2 separate regions of the Homo sapiens genome follow, and region 1 is linked to region 2. The links are chromatin loops, found by intact Hi-C in ENCODE. Cell type or tissue: CD4-positive, alpha-beta T cell. All regions are shown on one strand. Each heading gives the region's core, and the rest is flanking DNA. Links, peaks and the distances in the headings are about the cores only.

Region 1 (10,661 bases), core at 2,183-7,182, 190 kb after region 2:
AAGTTTTAAAATTTCCATTAGGTTCCTTTTTATTTCTCTGCTGGGTACTTCTGGTTTTCCACTCATTCCAAGAGTGTTCACCTTTACTTCATGAAGCATGGTTATAACTAGGACTGCAGTGAATTCTGGGATAATTTGAACGTTTGAGCATCTTGGGGCTGAAATCGTCTTTTCTGTTTGCATTTTCCTGGTTGTGTGCTGAGTAACTGCAAGTTGAATCCTCACTCGTCATGTGGAATGTTAGGTTAGACTCTGGGTTGTTAACACCCTCGTTGTAAGTGTCATTTCATGTGTTTGTTTCAGCAGCAGGCAACCTGGTTTAGGTTCTGACCACTGGTTCTGTCTCTCTTTCCACGAGCAGCAGGTCCACCACCAGGTCAGCCCTTGGCCTTGGCTGTGCTGTTTTGGGTCGTTGCCTGCACTCACAGGTGGGGTGGGCAGGGACGTGTGTCAGCACATGTAGAGAATCTGGGGGTCTGCTTCTCCAGCACTCTCCTTGCTGGAATTTGCCTTGCATTTTCTCACTTCTGGGGTCCCTTTTCTTGGTTTCTCTGTCCAGAAAGATGGGTTTCTCCCAGAGCTCTAGCCACCTGCACTGTCTCACGCTTCCACCCTTAAGGAAACAGGGCTCACCCTTAAGGAAAAGTAGTGACAGCAAAGAGAGAAAAATGGGAACCCCAACCCTCTCTAGTCCACAGTGCCCCCGTTTCCCAGGCCTCTCTGGAGTTGTTGCCCTGGTGCTGGCTGCACAGGACCACAGATTAGGGCCACCCCCGGGTCAAATCTGAGAGAGGAAAAACCACCCATGTGCCTGAGGTCATTTTTCAAGTTGTTGCTTTCTCCTCAGTTCACCTGCTAACGTTTACATCCTAGAATGCTCAGTGGCTAACATGATAGAATATTTCTACCTCAACCCCAAAGCCATGATTAGCAGGAAAATACTAGAAGCATCTGAGAGAGAGAAAGCAGTCCAGGTAGCCCGGAGCAGGCCTGTCCATCAGCCAGGCCAGGATGTCCATGTGAGGACCACGAAGTGCTCCGCAGAGCATCCGCAGCAGACCGTGACGGGTGAGGGCTGAACGAGCCCCTCTGTGATCCTGCCTGAACAGATGACAGCACAAACACCGGCCAAGCCACAGGGCGTCGACTCCCCCGGCCCAGGTGACAGGGGTGACCGCAGCTGCTTCAGTCACAGCTTCAGCCTCGCCTTGGGCTCCTCAGCCTGGAGGCAAGGCTTGTTAAGACCCCCAGGAGGGTCAGGCAGTGGTCCATGTCTGTAATCCCAACAGTGGCTGGCTGAGGCGGGAGTTCCAGACCAGACTGGGCAACACAGCAGGACTCCATCTCTACAGTTTTTAAAACTTAGCACAGTGGATCATGCCTGTAGTCCCAGTGCTTTGGGAGGCTGAGGCAAGATCGCTTGAGGCCAGGAGCTCAAGACCAGCCTAGACAACATAGCAAGACTGTTTCTAAAACAAAATTAAAGTTAGCTGGGTGTGGTGGTGTATGCCTGTTGTCCCAGCTACTTGGGAGGTCAAGGCTGCAGTGAGCTGTGATCACACCACTGCGCTCCAGCCTGGGTAACAGAGCAAGACCCTGTCTCTTGAAAAGAAAAAAAAAGAAACCTCCCCAAGAAGGAAGGGGCTTGGGCCCAGGCAAGGCTCCGGCACAGGGCAACATGGGAGCCAGAGACTGGGGAGAAGGCAGGCTCAGGGTGTTTGAAACCAGCTCAGGGCCTCGGGAAGGAGCCTCCCAGGTGTGAGGTGAGGGGGCATCATCCTAGGACCCATGTATCACTGAGATTATCCGGGAACAACGTAGGGGGAGAGGAGAGCGAGGGCTTTGCTTTCATTTGTATCACAAGCAGGGAGTAGGTGTAGGTGTACAGGCACCCAGCTCTTGGCCTGGAAAATGTTCCCCCATCGTCTTCATGGATAGGTGTGGCAAGGGGCTAAGGCCAGGCCACTGGGGGTACCCTTGCAGGCAGAAGGGGCTACCTAGCTACCTGTGCTCCTGGAGGCCCCCAGGTCTTCAAGAAGTCATCTGAGGGGCACAGCCTCTGGAGTGTGCCAGCCTTGGGTGCTGGGGAGGGTAGGAAAGAGGCCAGAAGAGCAGCCTGGAGACTTGGTCCCCTGGCCAACAGTTTCTGCTGAATCTCTGAGACATCGCACCAAAGCCCTCCAGAGTTGGCCAGTGGCCTTGTAGGGGGCAGGGCAGGCCATTGTGCCTGCTAGAGAGGGGAGCCCTGCCAGTCAGGAAGCTGTCACCATGGAGCCTGGGGGCTCAAGGGGGCAGAGGCAGGTTTGTGTCCCCGCTTCCTCCACTGGCCGATGCACAGGCCCTGAGGCTGGCAGGACGGTGGAGCCCGCTGGAGGTTGGAGCGGGGGCAGCCTTAGCGCTGCTGGCCTGGTGCCCACACCACCTTCTGCCTGGCTGCCCCACCTCCCACCTACTCATGTTTCTGTGACCTGGGAGGGTTCACCTAGGGCAGAGCAGTAGGCACCACAAGGGCTCTCCCACCCTCAGTTCCCAGGCTGGAGGCCCGACCACAGCCATAAATCAGGGAACCCCTGAGCCCAGGGAGGCTCCGTGCTGGGCTGAGCTGGCAGAACAAACGCGGCGCTTTAGCTCGGCCTCCATGCCCAGCTGGGCCGAGGATCCCCAGGGGCCTGTCTGGTCCCACTGGCCAGCGCTCTGCCTGCCTGGTAGAGCTGGGGCTTGCCCCTGGCCAGGGCAGCACTGACCCCACACCCCCCACCTCCCCACCCCAGCCCAGCAAGGGCCACGGCTCCACCTTAGGCCCCGTTTCCTCACCTGGCCTGCGGGGTTCTGGCCCACTCCTCACCCTCAGGACACTCCCTGCTGCGTGGGGGCCTAGGCTAGAAGGAAGGGTGCCCCAGGTCAGGGGACACCCAGTGGGGAGATGGGAGGAGGGGTCAGGATGGACAGTGGGCCCCATGGCAGCCCCCACCCTGACGCACCAGCAAGAACTCAGGGCATCTGGGCAAGGCCCTCTGCGCACCACCTGGCTGCCTCTGGAACCTTCCCACCCAGAGAAGGGGAATGCACCTCTGGTCCCCGCAGGAACCTGTCTTGAGGCACCAACAACACGCTACGAAGGACTCAAGCCCAGCAAGAGGAAGAGAGCCAAGGACACAGGTCAGCATCGCAGGCACCTACTCTGGAGTCCAGGAGCAGGGATACGGGGGCAGAGGATGGAGCAGCTGGGACCTCAGGGAGAGGTACGCAGGTTGCCATGGCTGCGTCTGCAGTCCACCTGCCTTTCCACGCCAGGGAGTCAGTGATGTGGAGCCCCCTGGGCCCCAGTGGAAGCAGCGATCAGACTATGTGTCCTTGAAATAATGTTTATTCCACGCTGTCCCGACAGCCCCCTCTGCAGGTCCCCTCGGTGTACTCTGAGGTGGGAAACCCTCCCTGGGGGCGGTGAAGGGGAACTCGGGCCACCCCACCAGCCAGCAGATGCTCCAGCAGCCAGAGCCCCAGCCTGGAGCTGAGGCTCTTCCTGGGGCTCGCCGGGCCCCTGCAGGCTTTTCGGACCCTCAGCCAGCCCGGCTTCCTCTGCTTTGGGCAGCAGCAAGCTGGCCCTTGGGCACCTGGACTGCTCACCAGCCGCCCAGCCATGGGTCCTGCTCTCCAGGTTCCTTCTAGCAGATCCATCTCTGTCAGAGCAAGGGACTCAGGCCTGGACCATCTTCTGGGCTGTCACTGGGGCTCTCAGTGGCCATCCCAGCTCTGCGCTGGCCCTTCTGGAGCGTGTAGGCAGACGGCCCCAGCCGCAGGATCTTCCCGCTGCCCAGGCACTCGTCCCCCTTGTAGAACACAGCAAACTGTAGGGGAGAGACCCTGGCATCAGGGGTGCCACAGGGAGCCAGCCGAGGGCAGGCAGGGGCAGAGTGCTCCCCTATGGGGCCTGGCCTGTGCTCGGAGCACCAGGCACTGAGCTCCCAGGGGAGCAGGGTTTTGCTGCTGCTGCTGCTGCTGAACAGGAGAGGAGAGGCCTGGGGCACCCAGTGGCTTCACTAGGGAGGGTCTTCAGGGTACCTCTCCCTGAGTGGGACAGTCACAGGGGCCTCTCCTGGGACTCCAAGGGACTGGCAGGTCTCTGCACCCCTTGGGAATGTGGAGCTGTGACAGGAAGGAGCATGGTGGCAGCCAGAGGATGCTTCCGCTTCCCTCACCCCAGGTTCCCTCCCACCACCTGCCCCTGGAGATTCCTCAGGCCTACACCCACCAGGCGCCCACCCTGGGAGCTCCTGCACACTCGGCCCACAGGGGCCCCGACCCTCTGCCTCTTTGAGCACTGTCCTCATGCCCCTTCCATTTTCTGTCCTCGCTTCTGGGGCCCGGGCAGCAGCTGAGCCTCTCAGGGCCCGAGCAGGAACTGGCTGGTTGGTGACACCAGAGTGGAAATCCTCTCACAGTTGTCACTGTGGGAGGAGCCCCCAGGGCAGGGCTGGTGGCACTCTGCCCTCACCAGCTGTGTGACCCGAGCACACCCTACTCCTGGGCCTCAGCCCCTTCCTCTGTAACCCGGGTGCCCTGGCAGGGTGCAGAGCAGTACAGTCCTCCCCGGGCTCACCCCCACACCCCACGCACCTGTCCTGTGGCAAGGGCACGCACAGCCTGCACAGCTGTCACCCACACGGTGCCATCTTGATTGAGGGTCAGCACACAGGGCACTGGGTAGAAGAGAGGGGCCCTTGGAGGGGGCACAGGCCTTTCCTGGTCGACCTCAGGCCCCCAGGGAGAAAGGAGCACCAGCCCACGGGGTCAAAAACCCCTGCTTAGAGGGGAAGGGCAGGGCACCAGCCTGGGCCCTGGACGCAGCAGGACACTGCGGGGCAGTGTACACACTTGCTTCAGCCCAACACGCCGGGGCCTGCCTGCATCTGCTCCCAGCACCCCCAGGCCTCGCTCAGGGCAGGCACAGGACACGGGAGTTCTAAATACTTTAGGTAATCTCCAAATGATCTCCACAACGGGACTTTCCTACCCCAGGGTCTCCCATCCCTGGCCCAAATCTGGCCTCAGGAAGCTCAGCTTCAAGGGGCCCGTCCTCAGGAGCCCTCCCGTCAGTCACCTAGTGCCATCTGGTGGCGGAATCGGAAGTGGCACTCCATCATCTTGTCCCGGACCAGTGCTGCGGGAGGCTCCTCCGCAATCCAGTGCACGCGGCTGGTCCTCAGCAGGTCCCTGTACAGGGCTGGGTGGTCTGTCCGGGGGGCCTGCAGAATGGAATGTGAAGGTGGGGACGCCGAGGGGCACCTGGCCCCAAGGCCGGCCTCAGTGTGGTCCCTGGGAACAACTGTCCTACCAGCACACACACACACAGGTAACGGTGCTGGCACCGCTCGAAGTGTTCTACCCACAGAAATTCATCTCATCACCCGCCGGGCCTTTGAATCCCCATTTTACAGATGAGGAGACTAAGGCCCAGGAAGGAAGTACCATGTCAGAGTGGGCAAGAGGCAGGGGTGAGATCCGAGCCCATGACAGTGAATGCTGCAGGTTCAAGTCTGACTCAGGCCCTCTACCTGCAACCACCTGTGGGGCAGCAGCACGGCCCCCCTCGAGGACTGGTTTTTCTATTCGCAGGGACAGGGGCCAGCCACACCACGGGCTCTTCTCTCAAGGCCACCCCAGGAATTCCTCCACACACCAAATGGCTGAGGAGAAAGGAGGGACTGGTAGCTGCTGGCTTCCCACAGGTGCCCCAGGACTGGCCCTGGTCTGGGGGGCCCCAGATACCCTAGGTTGGTTCTGAGGCCCCTGCTCCCTGTCACCCACCCATGGCCTCGGGCCATTGAGACCTGGCACCTCCTGGGATTGTGCCAAGCCCCGCCCCTGAAGCAGGACGAGGAGCATGAAGTTAAGGGCTTTGGGTTCTAAGCAGGCACCAAGACCCGTCCAGGGACAGGAGGCCGTTGGTTAACCCTTCTGGTCTTCTCACAGCAAACTGAAATCTAGATCATTTAATTCATTCGCAGCCAGGCTTTTCTCCCCACAGGTCTTCCTAGTAAGGAGATGTCCTGGAATCGGTGGGTGGGGCCTGCTGGCCCCCGCCTCCGTCTAAGAGAAGGCGCCCCAGCATTCGTGCCAGAACATGAGCCGGCAGCCAGGGTGCTGAGAGTGGGCCTTCTCAGCTCCACGCGCCAAGGTGGAGGCCGGGTCACTCAGGGAAGAGGCTGTGCTGAACACGGCAAGCAGCATCCCCGGCCTGACCCACAGATGCAGCAGCACCCGCGTCCTTGCTTTTCCACCCAAGCTGTGACAACCAAAAATGCCTCTAGACACTGGCAAGGTCCCCTGAAGGTGGGGTGAGCTTGCCGCCACTGAGCGGCCCTGCTTTGAGGCCAGGGTCACAGTGGTAAGGTCCCCACTGTGGTGGAAGGCTTGGTTTGATCCTGGCTTGGCCATCTGCACCTGCCTGACAACAACTCACTGGATCCTACCATGGTGGGCACCATCCTTGGCACTGAGGCCATGCCCTCTCCACCGGATGAGCCACCCAAGCTCTGGGCGTCGCTGTCCTCTTTCATAAAATTGGAGAAACTGTATCTGTGTATCGGGGTTCAGGGATGATTAAGAGACCAGCATACAACTCAGCCTAATGAATACCTTAAAACTCTCCTGCCACCATGGCCAGTCCCAGGAAAGGCAGGGGACCAAGGACAGGAACAGAGTTAGTCACAGCCTCCAGGAAGCCACGGCTGCTGGAGGCCTTCTCAAGCCCTGGTCTGGAAGCACTGCTGGCCCTGCCAGAACCAGCCCCAGTGCTGTCTCAGAGGCCGGCCCACTCACCACAAACACGTCACCCTTGACGCTGTCCTTCTCCACCACGTACCAGGGCTCTCTCAGGCCACCTATGTTTGCTCTCTGGCCCAAGGTATACAGGAACCAACCTACAGAAAGACAGTTTCTCCATGAGGCTGGGCAACAAGTTACAGCCCACATGTCACGCCTCATCATGAAGGCAGATGCTGGGAGGGCAGCCCAGAGCAGGCCCAGCAATGGTGTAACTCACTAGGAAGATACGATTCTCCAACCACCAAAGCCAGCCCTGACCAAGCACCTGAGCACATCTCATCATTGTCCAGGCCTGGGCTGGACATGGGGTGTGGTGGCCACAAAGAAGGCACCTTGTGCCCCAGAAGGTGCAGGTTCCAGCTGTAGGAGCCCCTGACCCTAGGCCCAGGATGCGGCTGGGTGCCCTGTGTGACGCCAGGGGCCCTTCTTGCTGAGCCCATGACATAGCTGCACGTCTTCACAGTGTCCATCTAATGCAGTAACTGCATCAGGGCTACCCCCAGCTGCTCTGCGCACCCTCACAATGTCACACAGCAGATGGCAAACTCACTGCCTCCCTCCCCTGCAGTGGGGCACACAGGCAGAGAGAACCTCATGGGATTTACCACGTGGCCTGGGCCGGCAGCCTTCTTCAGTGAAGTGAACTGCAGGTGGAAGCCATGAGTCATCCAACTGGCTCCTGCTGGGGCCAGGGCTGGCAGATACATGGGCAATCCTGTCTGGCAGTTCTGTCCCAAGCAAAGCTGTCACCTCCACCTGTCTCAGGAATGCCTAGCCCCGGCTCCGCCTGCCGTCTCCCCTCCACAAGAGGTGGAAGATCTCCAAGTGCAATTCACTGCAAGACGCCCTACACCTGAGCTGCAGCCTGGCTCTCCTGGCCAGTCCCACAGCTCAGGTCTGTGCTGTGTCAAGACCTGCCTGATCATCACGCCGGCAGGCACATCCCCGCCACTGTACTAACCCAACAATGGCTGCACTCTGTCCCCACAGCAGGACTGCACACTGTGACTGACTCGGAGCCTGTCCCCTGACACCAGGCACAGCACAGGCTCACGCAGGCCTCACCGCAGTAAGGGTCTGCACATGAGCGAGCAGCACTCTGGCCAGCGCGGACGCCTGATCCCATCGCTGCATGTGGTCCTTAATCATTCACACCATGCCGGGACGTCCACCTTACTCCCTGAATCAGAGTGGAGTTTTGTGTAGTTTAACATTTTCCTTACACAGGAAGGAAATCATTCTTTTTACAGGGACTTGATACGTAACTCACAGAGTATAGTCCTTCCAAGTCAGAGGCGCGCTTTTCATGAACTCCAGCATCTCAGCTGAGGCCACATCTGGAAGTGCACCCAGCCACCATCAAGGCAACTGTTCCACCCTAGGCCGTGCCCGCCCCCGGCCGCCCCACAGAGCCTTCTACAATTCTCCAGCCAAGTGGAAGGGACGACAGGAACTCTGGTCTAGTCTCCCAGAGCTGAAACGCCACAGCTCTAGGCATTTCAGATGACAAGTGGCAGAGTCTGCACCTCACCTTTATGTGTTCCCAGAACCTTATTGTCTTCTATGGAAATAAAGTGACCAGGTCGAGGCTGCAGATACTGGAAAACAAACATGTCATTACCGACGGAGATCTAGGCCCAGGGCAGACACGCAGCCCCATCTCTTTGTGTCAAAGAGCAGCACGCACCTGAAGAAGGAAATGTTCAAAATTCCTCTTCCCGATGAAACACATGCCCATGCTCTGAAATGAGAAGACGGCAGCCGTGAGAGGAGCAGAAGTGGCGGTGGCCCAAGCTGTACCCAGACGTCCTGAGCGGGCCCTGGGGCCTCCCGGCCTCACCCCACACTTTGCTTCCAGGGTAGGGGCCCGGCTGCCCACCGGCACCCTCGGCCGCCAGTCACAGCCGGCGCACACGATGCCAGAGCCTTAGAGAACGCCTCATTGTCTCGGCCCGCGGGGTCTGACCCTGCGCGGGAGACCCTCACACCAGCTGCCCCGGGGAAGAAAGCAGAACCCGGTCAGGTCCTTCAGGCCACTGTCCTGCGAGGAGTGGGGGAGAGACAGGGACCAGAGAAGGGGCAGGTAGCAGGAAAGCCAGGCCTGAAGCTAAGGCCTTAGGGGAGGGCTCCAGGGGAGTCAGAGGAGAGAGGCGCCTTCCTCAAGCACATCTGCCCTAGCTGGGGAGCCTGGGTGGCGTGCGCTCTCCACCGTGGCCCCATCAGGGGCTGCATCGTTTACTCTGGTTTGTGTCTCTCAAGACTGCCCTTCCATCCCTGCGGCTCCCACCACAGAGCGACACCGGAAACGGAAAACAAGAGGAGAGGAGGACGGGCGGTGGGCGTGCTCTTCAGGGAAGATGGCTCTGATGAAAGGTATGGCCGTTTCCATTACCAGGAAGAGACACGAAGGAGCAACAGCTCCCACCGCACTGGCCCCTGAAGAGGTGAGGCTCATCCCACAGCGCCCTCGCCCTCCATCCCCAAGGCCCTCCCACGGGCTTCATCCTAGTTCCGCCAACACTCCGGGTTCTCTCTTTTTGAGACGAGTTTCGCTGTGTTGCCCAGGCTGTCCTCAAACTCCTGGGTGCGCTCGATCCTCCTGAGGAGCTGGGGCCACAGGCAGGCACCCCCACAGCGGCTCCCTGGCTTCTCCTCGCCTCAAGGCCTTTGCACTGCCGTTCCCTCATCTGGACTTTCCCAGCCCTCTCTGGGACACCGGATCCTCTCCTCCTTCAGGTCTCAGGTTCCATGTGACTTCTTTTGAGGCCGTTTTTGGCATCTCCATTCCCTACTCTCAGACCCCACTGGTGCTTCCCACCCAGGGTCCTACACCTCCCTCCGTAGACATTTTCTAGGTTTACACTGATTGGCCTCCTGCCTGTGTCCCCCACTCGCGGGCGGGCTCCATGGAGGCGAAGATGGAACTGTGTGCGCGTCACCAATTCCTCGCGGCCCAGCAGCACAGCGCCCGAACAGATGGCACCGAACGAGTCTGTGCCGGGCAAGCGGGTGACAGGGCACATGAGTGTGCAGACGGCGGCACAGCACCTGCCCCTCCAGGGGTCTCGGGGCTGCATCACACTGCCTGGCACTCACCTGGCAGGCAGGCCATCCCAAGAGCACCCCACCAGCTGCTAAGGCTGTGGGGAAAGCTGCCTACCACATAGGGGCAGAGGAGAGGAAAAAAGCAAGGAGTCTCGTATAGGCTGCTCCCGATGTCAGCAGAGCCCTGTACCGTGCGCCTCAGCAAACTCCTCCATCTATTGCTCCAAGGCCCGCCTTTGATGTTAGGTCCTGGAGAAGGGGAAGTGGTGCGGGACCCACAGGTCCAGCTGCTCCGTGCCATGCAGTCGGGAAAGGGAAACAGGCACTAATCAAAGGCAACTGCTCACTCGTACCTCTTTCTTCTGAAGCACATGATGAAGTCTATTCTCAGCAGCGATTTTCTTTACAAACTCTTTCGTTAATCCCCCCAGAGGGAAGATGGTTCTCCTCAGGGCATCCTGGGAAACCTGGCTGAGAAAGAAGGTCTGGTCTTTAAAGCTGTCAGCTGCCTGGAGGAGTTTTACCGCTGCCAAGAATAAAGAACAAAAGACGATGCAGGAATAAAAATAATGATACTTCACTTTCAACAATGTCCTTCTGTTCACTTAGACAGACTACCCCTAGCCTGTCAGAGGCAGACATCAACACTCAATAGCAACTACTAGGGAAAAGACCACCACGGGTTAATGTAAGAAAAATTCGCACCTCCAAAAAAAAAAACAAGGATTTTACATGACAAAGAAATTATTCCAGCTCATACTTCAGATTATAATATTTTCAAAGATGAA
Region 2 (10,528 bases), core at 3,934-8,933:
CCTCCTGCCGACTGCACAGCCCCGTCCTGGACTCTGGCAGACCACGAGCACTGGCTTCCCAGCAGAACCTGGCTTGACCCCAACAAGGCAGACATTGTGACGTTCACCCATGTAGAGATGTAGAGAGAGCCATCTCAGACCGCTGACCTCCGCAACCAGCAGATAATCAGCATCTTGTTTAAGACTAAGTTAACTTTAAGACTAAGTTTGGGCCGGGCGTGGTGGCTCACGCCTGTAATCCCAGCACTTTGGGAGGCTGAGGCGGGCGGATCACAAGTTCAGGAGATCGAGACCATCCTGGTTAACACGGTAAAACCCTGTCTCTACTAAGAAAAAAAAAATTAGCCGGGCGTGGTGGTGGGCACCTGTAGTCCCAGCTACTCGGGAGGCTGAGGCAGGAGAATGGCATGAACCCAGGAGGTGGAGCTTGCAGTGAGCTGAGATCGCGCCACTGCACTCCAGCTGGCGACACAGCGAGACTCTGTCTCAAAACAAAACAAAACAAAACAAAACACTAAGTTTGTGTGGCTGGGTGCAGTGGCTCATACCTGTAATCCTAGTACTTTGGGAGGCCAAGGCGGGTGGATCACCTGAGGTCAGGAGTTCGAGACCAGCCTGGCCAACATGGTGAAACCTTGTCTCTACTAAAAATACAAAAATTAGCCGGGCATGGTGGTGCATGCCTGTAATCCCAGCTACTCAGGAGGCTGAGGCAGGAGAATTGCTTGAACCCGGGAGATGAAGGTTGCAGTGAGCTGAGATCATGTTACTGCACTCCAGCCTGGGTGAGAGAGTAAGACTCTGTCTCAAAAAAAAAAAAAAAGACTCAGTTTGTAGGATTTTATTACATCAACCAGAGGAGAAGACTGAGGTCCAGAGAGGAAAACAGACTCACCCAAGCTCCCCACCAGGCCTCCTGACTCATTGCCCAGTGCTTCCTGCTTGTCCTGCCTGACCTCCTCACATGACAGGGACAGAGGCCCCAGCTCACACGTCCACTGCTGATTCCGCAGAGGCAAAAGTTCAGAAAAACCAAGCCAAGTCCATTTCTCTGGGTGTGCAGGCGAGCAAATTTTGTGGACAGAGAAGCCTGTGTGCCCTGAATCATGCAAAGGAACCAATTAACCAATTTTAGCAGAAGTTGGAACTTGCAGGAACCGAGCGCTCTGCCAATAGCTCCTCCTTGTCCCCTGTGTCCCCCTGAAGCAGGTGGCGGTGTGCCACGATGTCACCTTGGATTTAGAGTTTCTTAGCTTCGTGAGAGCCCAGAACACATACCGCCTGCATCCCCGAGGCCAGCTGGGTGGCTCTGGCCTATTTATAGTGTCCTCATCCATCTTCTTTTCTTTTGATCAGGGCAGGACCCAATCTCGGAGGAGCTGCAAATCTCGGCATGCTCGACAAATTCCAGCAGGGCATGAATCATGGGCTCCTGCCTCGTGAGGGCCCTCCTCTGCCAGTGGGGCTGGTGGAGCTCTGGGGCTCGCCTGCTGCCCAGCTTGGAGGCAGAGCCGGGCCTGACGGAGTCCTCCCTGCACATTCCAGAGGAGCTCAAGCCAGCTTTCCCCCCGGGATCTCACCTGACACTGCAAGGCAGAGTGCCCCACGAAGAGAGGGTTTCCTTCGCTTGCCTTTTTGCCCTGGCAAGACTGGCAACCAGGAGTCCGTGAGCACCGGTGCCTCCTCAGGGGTGGCACCTCTTTCTGGGAAGCCACACGGGTCTCAGACAGCTGTGCCCTTCCTGCTGCCCTCCAGCTGCCAGAAGGCCATAGTTCCCATGTGCCCTGGAATGTGGGACTCTCTTTGAGACGTCCACTTGGGGACCTGTCCTCAGGCCCTGGGGTCAGCACACAGGTGGGCAGTTTCTTTGGGCTCAGGGTCAGGCTCCTACTGGTGGGTGAAGGCAGCCCTTTGTCTCATGTCTTGCCCCAGCGTTCCTGAGTAGCAGGCTCCCTCCCCCATCCTCTTGGCAGCTGTCCCTCCCTGCTCCCTCCCGGTGACCACAGCCAAGCCAAGAGGCCTGTGCTCTGTTCCCCACACGTCCATGTAGAGTGGCTGGACACCGGTGTTGATTGCTGTGGAGGTGGCTGGAGGGAGTGGACATTCCATTGTAATGATGGCAAAAATAGCCATGATCTTTCAGCCACTGCTGAAACTGCTGGAGTCAGGCCCTTCCCAGGTATGATTTGCCCTCCCTGATGGTGCATTTGTCTCCCAGATGTGCAGATGTGGAAGCCGATGTCCTGGGGATCAGGGGAACCTCATGAGGGAGGAGGCAGGGGGCCAGGACTGGCTCCTGAGCTCTGCAACCCCAGTGTTGCCGTCTGTCTTTTAATCTTTAAAAAGAAGATACAATGATATAATTAGGATGCGGCAATCTCAGCACTGGGAGGCCAAGGCGGGGCGGATCACTTGAGGTCAGGAGTTTGCGACCAGCCTGGCCAACATGGTGAAATCCCATCTCTACTAAAAATGCAAAAAAATTAGCCGGGAGTGATCTCAGCTACTCAGGAGGCTGAGGCAGGAGGATCGCTTGAACCGGGGAGGCGGAGGTTGCAGTGAGCCGAGATCGCACCACTGCACTCCAGCCTGGGCAACAGGGCAAGATTGTGTCTCAAAAAAAACAACAAAAACAAAACCAATAATAATAATTAGAATGCTGACACTGTCTCTAGCTTTTCTGGGTCTCTCCCATTCCTGTAGAATCGTTCTTGCCCACAATCACCTGCCCATCTCTCTTGCACCCCAGAAAAGTTTTGCAAGTTCAGGAAGAGAAAAAAATAATCTGACATGTACTGTCTGTATTCTCCCATGACAATAATCTCTCTGTGGGGGGAGGGGTGTCCATGTCTACCACGGTATTGAATGAATATTGAATGAATGGCTGAATGTGCATGAAGGAAAGGAGACAGTGGGTGGTTCAAGTGTGGTTGTTCTTGCTTCCCCATTCCAATCAGGACATAAGCGGGGGGCCAGGGAGGACAAGGCCAGGCTGGCAGAGTGTCATCAACTCACGGCTGCTGCGGTGGGTGGCCCTCCTGTCCAGCAACAGCATCAGGGGGTGGGTGAGCGTGTTAGGAGGGGACAGAAAAGTAGGGGCCACTGGCTTCCCCCACCCCCAATCTGCCAATCCTACCTCAGAACAGTTTTTTTCTTTTTTTGAGACGGAGTCTCGCTCTGTCACCCAGGCTGGAGTGCAGTGGCTTGATCTCAGCTCACTGCAATCTCTGCCTCCCCGGTTCAAGCAATTCTCTTGCCTCAGGTTCCTGAGTAGCTGGGACTACACGTGCGCACCACCACGCCCAGCTAATTTTTGTGTTTTTAGTAGACATGGGGTTTCACCATGTTGGCCAGGTTGGTCTCGAACTCCTGACCTCAGGTGATCCACCTACCTTGGCCTCCCAAAGTGCTGGGATTACGGTCATGAGCCACCGTGCCTGGCCCTCAGGGCAACTTTAGTGCTCCTCCCTATACCCAGCAGGGGCAGAGGAAAGTCCCCAGGGAAAGTCCTCTTTGAGCCGTTGATGACAGCATGGTTAGTAGTAGTTACAATGCCAAAATATAAAAAGAATAATTTTAAAAAAGATTTTGTGTGCAATTTTGCAGAGGGAATGTCTTGCCCTTTTTTCTCCACTCAAAAGGAAGGGAGGGTATTCAAAAGAGTCCAAAAGTGGAAACAGCCCAAATCCCCACTGGCTGATGAGTAGATAAACAAACTGTAGTGTATCCACAGCGTGACACGTTACTCAGCCTTCAAAAGGAAGGAAGCACCAATTTATGCCCCAATGTGCAGGAACAGTGAAATGTGATGCTGAGAAAGCAGCCAGGCCCAAGAGGCCACACAGTGTGTGACTCCACTGACACAAACCACCCAGGACAGGCAAATCCATAGAGTCAGGAAGCCAGTTATCAGTTGCTGGGGGCTGGCAGGGGATTGATGATGACTTTGGGGCTTCTTTTTGGGGTGATCCAATGTTCTGGAATTAGATAGCGGTGATGACTACACAACTCTGTGACTATACTGAAAGCATTGAATTGTACACTTTAAAGTGGGTAATTTTTAAGATATGTGAAGTGTGTCTCCTTTTTTTTTTCTTTTTACATTTATTTTTTGGGCCGGGTGCAATGGCTCACACCTGTAATCCCAGCTCTTTGGGAGGTTGAGGTGGGCAGATCACGAAGTCAAGAGATTGAGACCATCCTGGCCAACATGGTGAAACCCCATCTCTACTAAAAATACAAAAATTAGCTGGGCGTGGTGGTGCACACCTGTAGTCCCAGCCACTCAGGAGGCTGAGGAGGAGATCAAGGAGAATCGCTTGAACCCGGGAGGTGGAGGTTGCAGTGAGCTGAGATTGCGCCATTGCACTCCAGCCTGGGGACAGAGTGAGAGTCCGTCTCAAAAAAAAAAAAATTTTTTTTTTTTAGAGATGGGGTTTCATTATGTTACCCAGGCTGGTCCTGAACTCCTGGGCTCAAGTGATCCACCCACCTTGGCCTCCCAAAGTGTTGGGATTGCCGGCATGTGCCACCGTACCTGGCCCTTGATCTCATTTTTTTTTTTTTGAGACGGAGTCTCACTCTGTCACCCAGGCTGGAGTGCAGTGGCACGATCTCGGCTCACTGCAAGCTCCGCCTCCCGGGTTCACGCCATTCTCCTGCCTCAGCCTTCCGAATAGCTGGGACTACAGACACCCGCCACTACGCCCGGCTAATTTTTTTGTGTTTTTAGTGGAGACAGGGTTTCGCCGTGTTAGCCAGGATGGTCTCCATCTCCTGACCTCATGATCCGCCCGCCTCGGCCTCCCAAAGTGCTGGGATTACAGGCGTGAGCCACCGCACCAAGGTTGCAGGGAAATGTAATAGTTTAACTTGAGAACTTAAATGTAGGTCACTCAGACTTCTCTTAGAGATAGAGATGGTGCAAGAAAATGCAGGTTTTGCCGGGCGCAGTGGCTCATGCCTGTAATCCCAGTACTTTGGGAGGCTGAGGTGGGTGGATCACCTGAGGTCAGGAGTTCGTGACCACCCTGACCAACATGGAGAAACATCATCTCTACTAAAAGTACAAAAAATTAGCCAGGTGTGGTGGCGCATGCCTGTAATCCCAGCTACATGGGAGGCTGAGGCAGGAGAATCGCTTGAACCTGGGAGTTGGAGGTTGCAGTGAGCCAAGATCGTGCCATTGCATTCCATCCTGGGTGACAAGAGTGAAACAAAAATAAATAAATAAATAAATAAATAAGGCCAGACATAGAGGCTTATGCCTGTAATGCCAGCACTCTGGGAGGCTGAGGAGGGAAGATAGCTTGAGGTTGGGAGTTTGAGACCAGTCTGGGCAATGTAGCAAGACCCTGTCACTACAAACATTAAAAAGAAAAAATTAGCCAAGCATAGTGGTATGTGCCTGTAGTCCCAGCTACTCAGGAGGCTGAGGCAGAAGGATCACTTGCGCCCAGGGGTTTGAGGCTGCAGTGAGCTGTGGTCATGCCACTGCCCTCCAGCTTGGGTGACAGAGTGAGACCCAGTTTCAGGGAAATAAAAAGGGAGGGAGGTATGTAAAGAAGAACAGTAATCAGTAATCAGTAAACAGTAATCAGGGCCGGGCGCAGGCTCACGCCTGTAATCCCAGCACTTTGGGAGGCTGAGGCGGGCGGATCACAAGGTCAGGAGATCAAGACCATCCTGGCTAACATGGTGAAACCCCGTCTCTGCCAAAAATACAAAAAAATTAGCCAGGCGTGGTGGCGGGTGCCTGTAGTCCCAGCTACTCAGGAGGCTGAGGCAGGAGAATGGTGTGAATCTGGGAGGCGGAGCTTGCAGTGAGCCGAGATTGTGCCACTGCACTCCAGCATGGGTGATAGAGCAAGACTCCATCTCAGAAAAAAAAAAAAAAAAAAAGAACAGTAATCAAGTGAGACAATATTCCCCCATATTGGCTCCATGATAACGTTTATGTGCATCAGGTGGGGGCCAGGAAACAAGATCGACCACGACAATGATAATAATAGTGATAGGAGCAAGGATATTCAGCAGCGTGAACTCAGCAGGTGTGGACCCTCTTCCGGGAACACGTGCATCTCCCTTACCTGAGCCTGGAGTCAGCAGCCCTCCCAGTCACTGCCCCCAAATGCAGCTCCCATGCCCTCCTGGGGCTTGTGTGCTCAGGTAGGCCCTTCATTCTCGTTCCCCGGGACTAGATGGGGGTGCAGCCTGTGGGGGGAGCCCCATCTCCACGCTGTGCACTCTGAGGCTCCGTTTGCTGTGTGTCTTGCAGAGCTGGGCATCCTCACCCTATAGAGAGTGAGGGGCTCAGGAGTCCCAGGAGCAGCGGGCAGTATGACTAGCAGCCCGTGTGGCCGGCCACTGCTCGGGGCCAGCAGCATCGTAAGTGTGTGTGCATGCACAGGGCTCACTCTCAGCATGGTAGCCACGGAGCCCGGGGCTCAGGCTGGTCTCTGCTCTGCTCAGGGACAGTGTGGTGGGCACCTGCACAGGCAGCCAGGCAGGCGCAGAGGGGTAGAGCCCATGCTTGGCCACTAGGGGCCAGTGCAGCCCTGAGATGGGCCCAGCAGGCACAGGCAGTGTGGGTGAGCATGGGGCGAGGGCATGGCCACAGGACCTTGTTGTTCCTGCCCACCCGGGCTCCCCAGGGAGATGCAAGAGCAGTTTTGGACACAAGACCTCAGCCCATTGCCCTGAGCCCACAGCATTTCCAGGCAGGCTGGAGATTTGTCTCTGGCTTTTGTGCGTGCCGGCTAAACTTCCTGGAGCTTTCCAGAACCTTCTTGGGGCTAAAGCCTCCCTGGAGCAGGTCGTTCAGGTGCTGGCATCTCAGGGAGCACCTGAGGGCGCCGAGCTCCCAGGAGGAGGCTTCACGAGGCGGCCTGGGTAGCCGTACGCGACAGCCCACGGGCAAGAAATCCCAGCTTTTATATTAGACAAGTTCTGGCAACTTCCAAGCAGGAAAACATGTTTTCTTTGTAGTCATAAAGTTATCCTGGCCTTCCAGGGAAGCGCTAGTACATAAGACGTGCTTGATTAGGATCTAAATTCTCTGTAGCCCCTTGCCTCTATTAACTCTATGTTGAGGCTTCATTTTTGTTCCGTGTTCTAACTTTCACAATTTTCCATGTGTCAAACCCCACCAACTGTAAGGCATCGAGAGGAGGCAGAGGGGTGCAATGGGCCTGCTCCCAAGATGTTTCCCCCTGAATTCCAAAAATAGGGCAAAGTGGACAAAGTGGAGCTTGGCCTGGGCTCACTCGGCTTTTGCCTATGAGTGATTTCTTGTGGCTCCTTGCTGTTTACCAACTGGCCCAGGAATTTACTGTGTAAGGAACAGATTCCAGAAGTCATGTAGCTTCTGGTTGCGGCCCCTGGCAAAACGCATTTTCAAGTGCTTTCTACAGCACGTACAACACTAGAAATCCATCGTGTCTGCCTTTTTTTTTTCTAAATTCTATTTTTGTTTTAAAAAATGCTCACTTCCCGTGAAACACCTCCGGGCAAGTGCAAAATACAAACATCAATTACAATCCATTGAGCCCCTGAGAAAGGCCGCAAGCAGCGATTCTAGGCACAGAAAACTGGTCAGTGGCTCTCAGGGTGACAGGTGCAAGAATGACCCAGGGTGCTGTTACTGAACTCCAAGCCCCCTCCCCGCCCTGAGAGTCATGAGTGGGCCACTGACCCCAGAGATGGTGGGCACATAGGGGCCGGGGAGGAGAGACCCTGCTCCAAGCCAATTCCAAAGGGGAAGGATATGAGCCGGGCAGTGACCTGTGGGAGCCGCAGACTCGGGCAGTGGACAAGCCCACCACATAGGTCACTGCCCTTTACAAAAAGCCCCACATATATCCCTTCTGCTCTCCAGGAATCAGCTCCACTTTCTGGAAACACATTGGGTGGACTGGATCAGTGTCCAAGTACAGACCCCTTGGGAAATCAGCTGAAAGCTGCAGCCCCTGCCTCTGCTCCAACACAGATGTGTGACCACATTCAATTCACATAATGAAGACAGAGAGGAGGCAGCCTTGAACTCATGCTAGGAAACAGCAACTGTGAAAATAGTAAATGCTATTACTGGCAGATCCATGCCTGAGCCAGACCCTGTGCCGACCGCTTCACACAGATTGTCTTGTTAATCCTTCAACAACGCTAGGAGTCTAGGACTATTGTGTCCAGTTAGAACAAGGAGTTAGGCCTTGGCGAAGGTCACACAACTAGTTAGTGGCAGAATTAAAGCTCAACCCCTCGAAGGTGCCAGTCATTCCAAACTCGTGATTTCTGATGCGGCCGGACCACCTGGCCGTCTCAGCACAAGCTGCGGCCTCCGTCTTGTTAGTCCCTCTCCCCTCCCCACTTACTTAAAATTGTGGATTCTAGGCCCGGCGCGGTGGCTCATGCCTGTAATCCCAGCACTTTGGGAGGCTGAGGTGGGTGGATCACCTGAGGTCAGGAGTTCCAGACCAGCCTGGTCAACATGGCGAAACCGTCTCTACTAAACATACACACATTAGTCAGGACTGGTGGTGTGTGCCTATAATCCCAGCTACTCTGGAGGCTGAGGCAGGAGAATTGCTTGAACCCAGGAGGTGGAGGTTGCATTGAGCTGAGATCGCGCCACTGTCCTCCAGCCTAGGTGAGAGAGCAAAACTCCGTCTCAAAAATAAATAAAGTAAAATAAAATAAAACTGTGGACTCTAAATAGGGTGTGGTGGCTCATACCTGTAATCCTAGCACTTTGAGAGGCTGAAGTGGGAGGATCTCTTGAGCCCAGAAGTTTGAGATCAACCTAGGCAACATAGCAAGACCCCATCTCTATTTAGCAATAAATAAAAATAGGCCAGGCACGGTGGCTCATGCCTGTAATCCCAGCACTTTGGGAGGCCGAGGTGGGCGGATCACGAGGTTGGGAGTTCGAGACCAGCCTGACCAACATGGAGAAACCCCGTCTCTACTGAAAATACAAAATTAGCCGGGCGTGAGGCGCACGCCTGTAATCCCAGCTACTAGGGAGGCTGAGGCAGAATTGCTTGAACCTGGAAGGCGGAGGTTGTGGTAAGCTGAGATCGTGCCATTGCACTCCAGCCTGGGCAACAACAGTGAAACTCTGTCTCAAAAAAACAAAACAAAACAAAACAAAACAAAACAAAAAAAAACAAAAACTGCCGACTCTAGATGCAGGCATAGGGAAAAGTACGCAAATCATGTGTTTGGAGTTCAAAGTGTGATCATGAAGCCGACACTCTGGTAACCCTCAGGTCCAGAAGGGGATGCCCCTCCTCCCCCAGAGCCCTCCTGAATGTGCCCATAATCACCTCCTTGTTTTTCTTCATCTTTCCCCTATTTGTGCACACCTCTAAACGTTATGGTGGAGTCGGGCTTGCTGTCGGTCTAAGCGTGAATGGAATGATCTTTTGTCTTTGCTGGACATCCTGTTAGTGAGATTCATCCATCCTCCCCTGTCCCTAGGTGTTGGGCAGTCCCTGTGGTTACCTCGCAGCCTGCAGGTGCCTTATTCCAGAAAAGCAGGCCCACACCTGAACCCACTGGCTGCAGCTGAGTTTTGTTTATTTAAACCCAACCCACTCTGCTTAAAGCCTTATTGCAAAACAGGCACTCCTGGGGTTCTCTGGTTTTTCCTCCTGCCTGGGTCCCCTTCAGGTCCGCCCAGTAGCCTTCCACTGGGAGGCTCCGGGCTCAGGGACCCGCCCTGCCTTCCGGCCCCAGAACTCCTGTCCTTTCATCCTTCCCGGAAAAATCCCAGTGGAAGGGTATATGGCGGGTGGGGAGGTCCTGGACCGCTCACATTAAGGAGACGGACTTTTCTCCTTCCTCCCCTCCCTCCACACACACATTTCCCAACAGGACTCTCCAGTGGAAACCTCGAATTAAAAGGTTCCAAAGCAACTCCACCTTTTAGATCAATATAACGTGTTCAAATCCTTGCTACTGGGAAGAAAATGCTCACATTGGGCTTCAGCACAAAGACACTGTTTCAGCAGCTTTGAGCGAAGTTGGCTGAGTATGCGTGTGACACACACACAGACACATCGCTCCGGGGGAGAAACCCTTCCGGTTCTCCACAGCCGCCCACGGTCCTCGTTGAGACTGGACTCATCTCAGCTCAGCTCAGAGATTTGGCTGCAGGATCCGACCCTCCCTTGCCAAAAAGACCCGTTCTAGGGGTGACTGCGCATTACTCCCACCCCCACCGCTCCGACCGGCCCCAGGAGAAGCCCTTCTAGGAGAGAAGAGGCGACCCCCACCTACCGTCCCCGACCACTGGGAGGCCTAAGGGCTGCACTGGACTCCGGCGCCCCGAGCGCCACCAAGGGAGTGCGCGCCCTTCCCAGCCGCTGGTGGCACAGTCCCAAAGCCCCGCCCATGCGGGGGGTCGCCAAGTCCTAAGCCTCCACCCCCTTTATCCCTGTGCCCCATCCGGAGGCAGGTGTACCCGTCACGCAAACCTAAAGCTGCCCCCGGCCCCCCGTGGTTCCCCGCAGGAGGCGGGGGTGTGTGT

The links. Hi-C counts contacts between places; a loop is a spot of excess contacts. Peaks named below come from ENCODE experiments on the same cell type or tissue, not always from the same donor. Only the 100,000 strongest peaks of a DNase experiment are listed, where the experiment ranks them.
Region 1: a loop joins it to region 2, with 10 times the contacts of the local background. A loop is called at or near these places in 102 of 110 quality-filtered maps.

The regions. Positions count from the first base shown.
Region 1 is chr22:46,350,029-46,360,689 of GRCh38, reverse strand. TRMU (tRNA mitochondrial 2-thiouridylase) reads right to left here. Exons shown (of 11, transcript NM_018006.5): 5 at 10,227-10,399; 6 at 8,516-8,569; 7 at 8,360-8,426; 8 at 6,823-6,923; 9 at 5,102-5,246; 10 at 4,618-4,700; 11 at 3,350-3,848. The coding sequence ends at 3,684. Among named protein-coding and RNA genes, the nearest start is that of TRMU, 20 kb to the right of the region's middle. In CD4-positive, alpha-beta T cell, for the core only: CTCF peaks have their summits at 4,919 and 5,118 (motif pointing left); a DNase peak (open chromatin) is centred at 5,109.
Region 2 is chr22:46,538,496-46,549,023 of GRCh38, reverse strand. LINC02925 (long intergenic non-protein coding RNA 2925) reads right to left here and starts at 7,529. Exons shown (of 2, transcript NR_186692.1): 1 at 6,090-7,529; 2 at 827-2,336. LOC105373075 (a long non-coding RNA gene) reads right to left here and starts at 276. Exons shown (of 2, transcript XR_938316.2): 1 at 1-276. RefSeq lists enhancers at 1,165-1,684, 1,685-2,206, 1-2,386. In CD4-positive, alpha-beta T cell, for the core only: CTCF peaks have their summits at 6,330 and 6,533 (motif pointing right); a DNase peak (open chromatin) is centred at 6,553; H3K27me3 peaks cover 1,104 bases.